2 separate regions of the Mus musculus genome follow, and region 2 is linked to region 1. The links are chromatin loops, found by intact Hi-C in ENCODE. Cell type or tissue: gastrocnemius. All regions are shown on one strand.

The links. Peaks named below come from ENCODE experiments on the same cell type or tissue, not always from the same donor. Only the 100,000 strongest peaks of a DNase experiment are listed, where the experiment ranks them.
Region 2: it touches region 1 in a loop (18-fold over the local background); 2 of 42 quality-filtered maps call a loop at or near these places.

Annotation. Positions count from the first base shown.
Region 1 is chr7:100,956,060-100,961,059 of GRCm38, reverse strand. All of the region lies in intron 1 of P2ry6 (pyrimidinergic receptor P2Y, G-protein coupled, 6), which reads left to right. Among named protein-coding and RNA genes, the nearest start is that of P2ry6, 5.8 kb to the left of the region's middle. In gastrocnemius, a CTCF peak has its summit at 2,460 (motif pointing left); no DNase peak of the experiment used is centred here; H3K27ac peaks cover 734 bases.
Region 2 is chr7:102,095,213-102,100,212 of GRCm38, reverse strand. It overlaps Xntrpc (Xndc1-transient receptor potential cation channel, subfamily C, member 2 readthrough), which reads right to left. Exons shown (of 22, transcript NR_104582.1): 21 at 4,913-5,000; 22 at 3,349-4,356. Trpc2 (transient receptor potential cation channel, subfamily C, member 2) reads right to left here. Exons shown (of 13, transcript NM_001109897.2): 12 at 4,913-5,000; 13 at 3,349-4,356. The coding sequence ends at 3,962. Art5 (ADP-ribosyltransferase 5) reads left to right here. Exons shown (of 5, transcript NM_007491.2): 1 at 1-382; 2 at 570-779; 3 at 1,703-2,432; 4 at 2,873-2,905; 5 at 2,993-3,334. The coding sequence starts at 720. The coding sequence ends at 3,099. Among named protein-coding and RNA genes, the nearest start is that of Art5, 2.5 kb to the left of the region's middle. In gastrocnemius, no CTCF peak of the experiment used is centred here; no DNase peak of the experiment used is centred here; H3K4me3 peaks cover 2,549 bases; H3K27ac peaks cover 2,596 bases.

The sequences.
Region 1 (5,000 bases):
AGAAATTATAGGCTGGGGGAGGGGGAAACCAGGAGCAGAAGTTTGAGTACAGACTGGTGAGATTGTTCAGTGGATAAAGGCGCTTCCCGAAGATCCTACAACCTGAGTCCAATCCCTGACCCGGGAGGAGGGATGGTAAAAAGAGAACCAACTCCTTAAATTGTCATCTGACTTCCACATATATTGCTGAGGCCAGCACACACATGAGCATGTGTGCACAGATAATAAATAAATAGCAGAAAGATCTGCAGCAGGTGTGAGCTGAGCTAGGCGTTCCATGGCAATTCTGGTTTCCATGGCCTGGGACAAGGTGGAAATTTTCTGTGACACTGAAAGCAATTCTTAGTCCAAGGCGAGGGAAACACTGTCTCTGTTACACCAGAGAAATAGAAACAGCTGCTAGAGCCATGGTGGGGGTTGGGTGGGGGGAAGGCTTAGAAACAGTTGGGTTAGAATCCAGGCACCAGCTTCTCATGGCTGTGTGGTTCTCAAACATGTTATTAAACCTCCTAGAATCTTAGTTTCTCTATCTGTAAAATGGGATCATAGAACCCTCCTGAACTGCTCCTAGGACATGTAAAACCAGGGCATGTATATAATATGACTTGTAGGTCCTTAGGAAGGGCACCTGGAGGAAACTTTTCCCCGACAGAGCTGAAATTTAAGGCAAAATGCAAGACTCATAAGATATCAAAACCTAGGCTGAAGAGATGGCCCAGAGGCTGAGAGCATTTGCTGCTCTCACAGAGGACCCGAGCTTGGTTCTCAGCACTTACATGGTGGTCCACAACCCTCTGTGATTCCAGTTCCAGGGTATCTAATACCCACTTCTGACCTCCGAGGGCACCAGGCAGGGATGTGGTGCACATAAATATATGTATGCATACATACATACAGGCAAGATTCTTATACACATAAAACAAAAATAATCAAAACTTTAGCATGCAGAACCTACCCACTTTTAACCAATTCTTAACATGGTGCAATCTCCCATTGGCAGCTTTGTCTATGCCCCGATCACATGACAGAGGTGAAGATGCCCCCATCACATCACAGAGGAGAAGATGCCTCAACATAGGAGCTAAAGGAGAGACCCAGAGAGGCTAATCCCTCTTTGTGAGCTAATCCAACAGTAAAGCAGATAAAAATTATGTTCAAAACACACTCTTGGACCAGGCCTCCTGGCCAAACTGGAAATCTCCTCCTCTAACTCCCAGGTTCATTGTGAGACCCACTGAGGTCCCTACCCCAACTTTATTACAAACCTATCTAAGTTCATACAGTAACTCGCAGTTCATAAGCAGGAAAACAGGGACCAGGAGTGTCAGACTCGCTCAAAGTCACAGAGCTGGTAGAAGCAGACGGGAGATTTAAACCCAGGACTCTCCCATGCCAAGGGGTACTTATTCCACAAACAATGTGAGGCCTCAGAACAGAATACAATACAAATGGCAAAAATATGGACAAGAACACACACCAAGGGAGCAACCAGGGAAACACAAGTGAAAACCACAGCATAGCATCCACACCCAGTAGGGCGGCTATGAGGGCCACAGCACAGCATCCACACCCAGTAGGGTGGCTATGAGGGAAAAGATGCAGACATTAAAATATCAGCGAGGCTGGAAATATAGTTCAGTTGGTAGAGTGCACAGGCAGAAAGCAGGAAACCCTGATCCCGCACACACATACACGGGGTATAACAGCGCACATTTGTGATCCCAGCAGTTGGGAGGTCAGAACGTCTAGGTCATCTTTGGCTACATAGCAAGTTCAGGGTCAGCCTGGGCTACACAAGACCATGTCTCAGAAAGATAATAAAGGTTTCAGCAAAGGTGTGGCATCAGAATTCTCATCTGCTGCTGGTAAGAACATAAAACTGCACAGTTCTTAGGAATGCGATTGAACAGTTCCTCAAAACTTAAACCTAAAATCATCATGAGAACCAGTAGCTTCATTTTTAGGCAGTTGCCCACGAAAGATGAAAGTACCTCCATGCTCTGGGCACGGTGGCAGCAGTGTGTAGTACCTGCACTTGGGACACTGAAGCAGCGGGACTGGAACAAGCCCAAGGATGGCCTGTGACACAACTGTGAGTCTGTTTCAAAGCAAAAACAAACCAGGCACTGGGGAGGCGGCGCAGCAGATGACCCAGGATTAGGAACCCATATCAGGCAGATCACAGCTTGCCAGGAACTTTAGCTCCACGGGATCCAGCGCTATCTTGTTCTCCTCAGGCAAATGAACACACATACACAGAGACAGACAGACAGACCGACCCACTGACCGACATTTTGTAAAGCAACACTTAGGCTAGAGAAATGGCTCAAGGGTTAAGAGTACTGACTCTTCTTCCAGCAAACCCAGGTTCAACTTCCAGGACCCACATAGTGGCACAAAACCATCTGTACCTCCAGTTCCAGGATCCTCTGGTGCCCTCTCCTGGCTTCTTCAGGAACTACACACAAGTAGTACACATAGATGCAGACAAAACCAGTCATATACATAAAATAATAAAATTAATTTTAAGCTGGACAGTGGTAGCCTTTAATCCCAAAACTCAGGATGATCTCTGAGTTTGAGGCCATCTTGGTTTTACAGAATGAGTTTCAGGAAAACCAGAGCTTTTTTTTTTTTTTTTTGGCTTTTCAAAACAGTATTTCTTTCTATAGCCAGCCCTGGCTGTCCTGGAACTTGGTCTGTAGACAAGGCTGGCCTTAAACTCAGAGATCTGCCTGCCTCTGCCTCCCAAGTGCTGGGATTAAAAGTGTGTGCCACCAAACCAAGCCAATTTTTAAACTCAATACGCAAATGTTCATAATAGCTGTATTCATAATATGCAAAAGTAGAAGTAACCTAAATTCCACAAACTGATAAATGAGCAAACCAAATATATCCATAACTAAATATATCCATATATTATTCAGCAATGAGACTTAAAGTCTGATCTATGTTATCACAGGAGTGAACCTTGAAGACACTGTTACATGAGTAAGCTAGACACAGAAGAAGCAAACGTATGGTTCCAATGCCATGAGGTATCCAGAAACAACACATCCATAAACACACAAAGGAAGTTGCTGGTTTGGAGGGGAGAGGAGGAAACAGAAGAGGAGCAAGGGCCAATGGACGCAGGATTTCTTTTAGGACAGCGGTTCTCAGCCTTCCTAATGCTGAGACCCTTTAATACAGCTCCTCATGTTATGGTGACCCCCAGCCATAGTGTAACCTTGTTGCCACTCCATAACTGTAGTTTTTCTATTGTTATGAATTGTATTGTAAATATCTGAGATGCAGCATATCTGATATGAGACTCCGGTGGAAATCACTGTTTTAGGTGTAATGGAGATATTAATCCATGGTCACTTAGACCTGTTGCCCTGAGGCCTAGGAGGACAGAACACCGGGGCAGGAATGCATGGTAGAGCAGATATAGAAAAAGAGACAGAGGAGGCTGGAGAGATGGGTCAATTCCCAGTAACTACATGGTGGCTCACAACCATCTGTAATGGGATCCAATGCCTTCTTATGTGTCTGAAGACAGTCACAATGTATTCACATACGTAAAATAAATCTTTAAAAAGAGAGGAGGGAGAGGGAGGGTTAGAGAGATGGAGTGGAGTCCCATCAACCAGGAAACAAGCCTTCAAAATATAAACATTTAAGATCCAGACCGTACCACAGAAGGCTGAGCTAGCACTAGCCATAGACAGGCAGACAGAGAAGCTTCACAGAGTTTCCTGGCAACTGACGTGAAAAGAAAGAAGCCGCCTCCAAGTGAAGGAACATGGTGGGTCCTTAGAGGAGCTATCATTTCAGGGGCGAGAGTCCTAAAATTTGATTTGAATCATTGCATCATAAGGGTTGGTTTCCTATATCCACCCCATCTGACGTTCTGATACTAAGAAAATGAAGAGCTGCAAGGGGCCCATATTTTACCATACATGTAAGCCACCAGGCTAGCCTGCTCCAGCTTCACGGATGCTGGCCAAAGACATGAAAATGTTAGTGAGAGGTAAAGAAACTTTGCCCCACACAGCAACGAGGATGGGCAGAATATCAGCCCTTGGACCAGTTCTCAAGGTCCCACAGGCCAAGGGAAAGTGAGCCAAATAATGCCTACGTGTCCGTGGGCTGGGGGACAAGAAAGGAACCTGGGGCTTAGACACTGAGTCTTTTGTGATGGGCAGTCATCCTGCCTGAACTTCGTCTCGGAGAAAGACATCTTTCATGTTCCAGACAGTCAACAAACCCGACGCTATCGTTATCTTCCAAAGCTGTTTGCTCAAAGAAAGCCTCTGCCAGGCTCTACTGAAGCAATGGAGGGCTGTCCCAGAGCATGGATGTACTGTCCCGGTCTGATAGCCTTTCTTCCCTTTTTCTGTTTGTTTTGTTGTGAGTTCATTTAAAACTACAGACAACAAAGCCTATGCCACTGTAATGTTTTGTTTATTTTTGTTTTGTTTTGAGACAGGATCTCACAACATAGGCTTAGCATGCTAGACCTTACTATACAGACCAAGTTAGCCTTGAATTTGCAGTAATCCCCCAGTGACTGCCTGGCTTTGCAAGATTACAGGCACAGGACACCATACTCAGCTTAATCCCTTTTAAATTAAAAATTTAGACTGTGTTTATTTTGGACTATATTTGCTTTGTTTTATGTATATGAGTGTTTTATGTATATGAGTGTCTTATGTATATGAGTGTTTATGTATATGAGTGTTTGTCTATGTATATAAGTGTTTATATATATGAGTGTTTTGCTTGCAGTTATGTATTTGCATCATATGTGTGCCTGGTGCCTGTAGAGGTCAGAAGAGGACATCAGATCCCCTGGACCTGGGATCATGGATGGTTGTTAGCACCTTGTGGGTGCTGGGAACTGAACCCAGGCCTTCTGCAGGAGCAGCTGGTGCTCTTACTGCTGGGCCTGGGTCATTTAACCCTTCTTGAGAGTATACGACTAAGTCACATTCAGCAATATGCATTACTATGCA
Region 2 (5,000 bases), 1.1 Mb before region 1:
CCTCGTGGGGCTTCGTGGCCTGGGGGTCTGAGGGCCATGGCCCGGCCCAGGGCCACCGGAGAAGAGACCAAGTCTCACAGGTCTCTCCCCCAACTTTGACTTAGTTCAGATCTTACAGAAAGAACCTATCATCCAAACGAAGGAGAGTTTTGCCCCTCAATCACCCAAGGACTCTGCCAGTTCAGCTCCCACGCCCCTGTCTGTTGTTGGGGAAGATAGGTGTCGGGTTACCAGTCCAGGGGCTATAGTTAGCCCCGGGGACTTTGTCCAGCTGTTTGTTCAGGATCTGCGATCTGCGAGCGCCTGCCGGCACTTCAGCTCCAGTCAGCCGCAAAGAACCATAGCCCTGGGCCGGGCCGCTCTCTGTCTCAACTTCTTCCAGGTGGGTTCCCATCCCTGCCCCGCCCAGCCCCGCCCCTCTTGCGGCAGAGTCATATAAGTGGCCCACCTATACCATCGCAAAGAAGTCCTGGAGACCCTGGGTGTGGGGCCATCTTGTAGTCATAGACTAGGGCTGACATGGGGACAATAAAGTCTGAAGCCACATCCATCCTTAAACTCATCCTCAGCTTCACCCCTCATCCCTCCTGAGTTCCAGTCCTTGACTAAGGACCCTCCTAGGCTGAAGGAAGGAAGGTCCTGGAGCCCATCCAAGCCAGCACTCCCCTCCACTGGCTTCATCATCATCAGGGTCCTGCTGTCTCGGGACTCGTCCTAGGATGATTCTGGAGGATCTGCTGATGGTCCTCAGCTGCCTCAGCTTGCACGCCCTCTGGAAGGTAACTCTAGCGACTATCCTTTGTCAACAAAGTCAGTTGTGGGTCAGAGGCTGAGAAGGTGGTGGTGGAGGAGGAATGATAACGGAAACCCTTCCCAAGAGGCTCTTCCCTCCTCCCAGTCCTCTTCTCAGGAACTTCTATTCCATTAGGGAATCCAAGTGCCAGGTCATTCTCCCAGAATACCACCTCCCTGTGCTCCCTGATCCCCGTGTGAAGTCTCCTTCCATGCTACCCCTCCATAGAGATTGCCTCCACCTTTCTCCTTCCCACTGCATACCACAGGCTCAATGCAGGCAAACCCCTGTCCACACGGGTATGCTGCTGTAGACCCTGGCAGGCCCTCTCCCCTCCCACATCACACTCTGGGAGTATGGTTGTGCTGAGGACAAAACACTCCTCCCTTCCTTGAGTTTAGGATGAAGCCTTCTAAAGTAGAGAGGATGCAGGAACCCCGGAGCTGACAGTAAAGTATACTGAACTGCAGGGCTTCCCCGAGGATGAGAAATGGCTAAGAGGGTTGGGGACCAGGGCAAGGATCAGACACTGGCTGCACATTGCCTGCATACGGAATAGCAGTGCCAGGAAAGCACAGGAACCAGGCAGACTCGATTCTTGGTCAGATGCCGCCCCTCTAGGTTGTGCCGCAATTATCCTCATGCTCTCCTCACAACCCTGTGAGGCTGGAAGCATCCTTAATCCATAGGTGAAGAACATGAAGTCCAGATCCCAGAGCCAGCAGGTGGTGCTTACACAAACCCATGGCTGTCCGACTCCATTGCCTGTGTTATTTGTGTCTGTTTCGGATCCTGCCAATTGCATGCATCAGCTATGTCGCACAGAAATGAAAACCTGTCCCCAGCAGTCCCTGGCCAGTGTTTTAAACTTACACTTTGGCCTCTGTGGCACCTCCCTTGTGTCCATAGGTTCGAGCTGTTCCTATCCTGCCCCTGAGCCTGGTTCCAGATACCTTTGATGATGCCTATGTGGGCTGCTCTGAGGAGATGGAGGAGAAAGCAGGCCTGCTGCTAAAGGAAGAGATGGCACGCCATGCCCTGCTGCGGGAATCCTGGGAAGCAGCACAAGAGGCCTGGGCACACCGGCGTCACAAGCTCACTCTACCTCCTGGCTTCAAAGCCCAGCACGGAGTAGCGATTATGGTGTACACCAACTCATCCAACACCTTGTACTGGGAGCTGAACCAGGCCGTACGGACAGGAGGTGGCTCCCGGGAGCTCTACATGAGGCACTTCCCCTTCAAGGCCCTGCATTTCTACTTGACCCGGGCTCTGCAGCTGCTGCGGGGCTCTGGAGGGTGCAGTAGGGGACCTGGGGAGGTGGTGTTCCGAGGTGTGGGCAGTCTTCACTTTGAACCCAAGAGGCTGGGGGACTCTGTCCGATTAGGACAGTTTACCTCCAGCTCTGTGGATGAGAGAGTGGCTCGCAGGTTTGGGAATGCCACCTTCTTCAATCTAAGGACTTGTTTTGGGGCTCCTATCCAGGCGTTGTCTGTCTTCCCTGAGGAGCGTGAGGTGCTGATACCCCCACACGAAGTCTTCTTGGTCACTGGGTTCTCCCAGGATGGAGCCCAGAGCATAGTGACTCTCTGGAGTTATGATCAGACCTGCAGCCACTTTAACTGCGCCTATTTGGGTGGTGAGCGATGAATGGGAGACAGAGAATGGCAGGGTGGGTGAAAGAAGCCAGTGTATTCTGACCCAGTCCCCAGAGCCTTCAGGAACCACTTGGTTAGTGAGATTGGGGCTCCACCAGGTCCTGGGAGAGTTCAAGATCTGTGGACATCCTCAGATGACTGTCTTCTCAAAAGGTCCTCTGTAGTACCTCGTAGACCAAGGAACAGCGAGAAGGAGGCAATATTGCTTCCGGTCTCAGTAGGCTCTGACTTGATGGGGCTAACAAGGTAGGAAGTGCCAGGTTCAGTTGTGGAGGCGGGGACAGTGGAAGAGTGACAGATGTGTGGGTAGGAGCAAGGATGGACAGGCAACCTGGAATTGTTGCCCGGGGAGAAGCTGAAGGGGAGCGAGGGCCTGCTTTGAGGAGAAGACCCCGGGGTCTTACTATGCTATCTGTTGCAGGGGAGAAGAGACGTGGCTGTGTGTCCTCAAGAGGTAGGTCACCCTCCAGCCTGCTCTGAGACTTGTTCCAGCTTCACTGGCCCTGCTGCCCCGCCTCACCATCTTTTCTCCTTTCTCCAGCAGTCGGGCAGCCAGAGGCACCCTCCACAGAGGCTCTGGCTCTGCAATCAGGAAAGACACTGCTCTTGGACCCAAGGAAGCTGCAGCTCTCCAGAGCTGGACCCTGAAAGCCTCTTAGGACTCTTGGGAACTAATGACCTTACTATGAAGAAGGGGCTTTGAACGGCTGCAGGAAGCAGGAGTGTGGTTCTGGTTCCAGTCCTAGGAGCCACCTGTCCAACCAGAGTTGGAGATCTGAGGCCATGGCAGGGTTGAGGGAACCCCACAGTGTGGTGGGAACTTCCTAGGACATGCAAGGTAAAGACTGGATGGCTACTCAATTAAACAGAGTTGTGGTGTGGAGACATGGCTTTTATGACTGGTTTATTGCATGACGTCATTTGTCCTTGACAAGCTTGAAAGTCGAGGGATGGAAACTAATTTCCCAGTCATCCGGGTCACACATTGTAGCCTCTGTGCCTGATGCTTCTTAACAGCCACAGGGGCCTCATGAAGTCAGGGAGGGGATAGATTGATACCCATCCCTGAAGAGAATGCCAGGCCAAGAAAGGGCACCACCTCCAGGCCTCCCATCTCTCAGACCTACCCACTCAGGTCTCCTGCTTCTCTGGCCTCCTAGCTCCCAGTCTTCCAGTCTCCTAGGCCAGAACGTTTTTCACTAAAGACCTAAGGAATCCCAAAAGTAGGATTCTAAACCCCAGAACTCAAAGCAAGCTGTTTCTCTCTTCCCTCCTCCCACAGCGTCCATTTTAGGGGAAGTAAAGGAAGGAATCTTAGGATGCCAAGAGATGGAGACTACCATCTGACTTCCACAGCAGAAATTTTACTGAGGCAAAAAAACAAATAAAATAAAATAAAATAAAATAAATAATAATAATATTAAAAAGCACCATGGTCTTCTACTGTGAGACCCTGGCTCTACCCAACACAGCAGCTGCACTTAGTGACAGAAGAGACCCTTCTGTTGCCTTAGGACTCGCCCTTGGTCTCCAGATCTCCTTCCAGGAGCAAGTCCCCTGACCCCTCTGCTTCTTGCTCCCTGTGAACCAGCACATGGGCAGAGGAGGAAGAGCCGGGCTCTCCAGGAGCGGGAGCTCCAGCTTCACCTGTGCCATCAAGGCCATCTCCTAAAGAGACTTCGGTCTCCACAATCCCAGGCATAGTCAGCTCTGCTGGGGTGTCAGAGGTAGGGGGGCCCAGGTTCTGGAAGCTGTTGCGCACTCGGGTGATGTATCTACTGAGGATGCTGGCACCATCCGGAGGCCGTGGTGCCCCTCCCGCCGCCAGGTTCTTCTGCACACTGGCCACCTCGCTTTGCAGTCGAGACACAGTCTTGGTCAGCTCTGTCAGTCTGTTGCCCAGGTCTGAGAGGAATCAGGGCAGGTCTTTCAGAAGGGAGCCTGCTCAGTACCTCTTCTGTCTATCTGCACCCCACCCCCACTGAACCCAGGGACACCCTGTCTGGATGCTAAAGGGGGACTGCAAGAACTGAGGGGTCAGGTAAATGTGAGTATTAATTTAAGGACAGCCTGTGACAAAGAAGGAAAGCCTTAGCTGGGGTTGGTAGTGCAGGCCTGCAGTCCCATCTAGTTGGGAGACTGGGGAAGATGATGGAGAGTTCGAAGCCAGCCTAGGCTTCAAAGTGAGTTCAAGATGAGCCTGGGCAACTTGGTAAGACAGGAAGAAGGAAATGGGAGGGGGAGGGGGGAAACTCGAGATCAATATCTGAGCACACATAAATGAGGGAATGAGAGCAAAGCAATATGAAAGGCAGAGTAACAGATAAGCTGTGCCTTTCTAGGGTAGGAAGGACGGGACTAGAGCCTAATGCAGAAGTGTGGAGGGTGAGTCTGGGTGTGGACACTCTTCCAAGGCGAGCCAAGGACAGCAAAGGGGTTGCATCACAAGTGAGCCACTGACCTTTCCGACGGGTCTCCTCGAACTCGCGCCGGGCAGTCTCTATGTAGCGCTGCACCAGAGCCTTGATGACTCGAAGGCGGTAGGACAC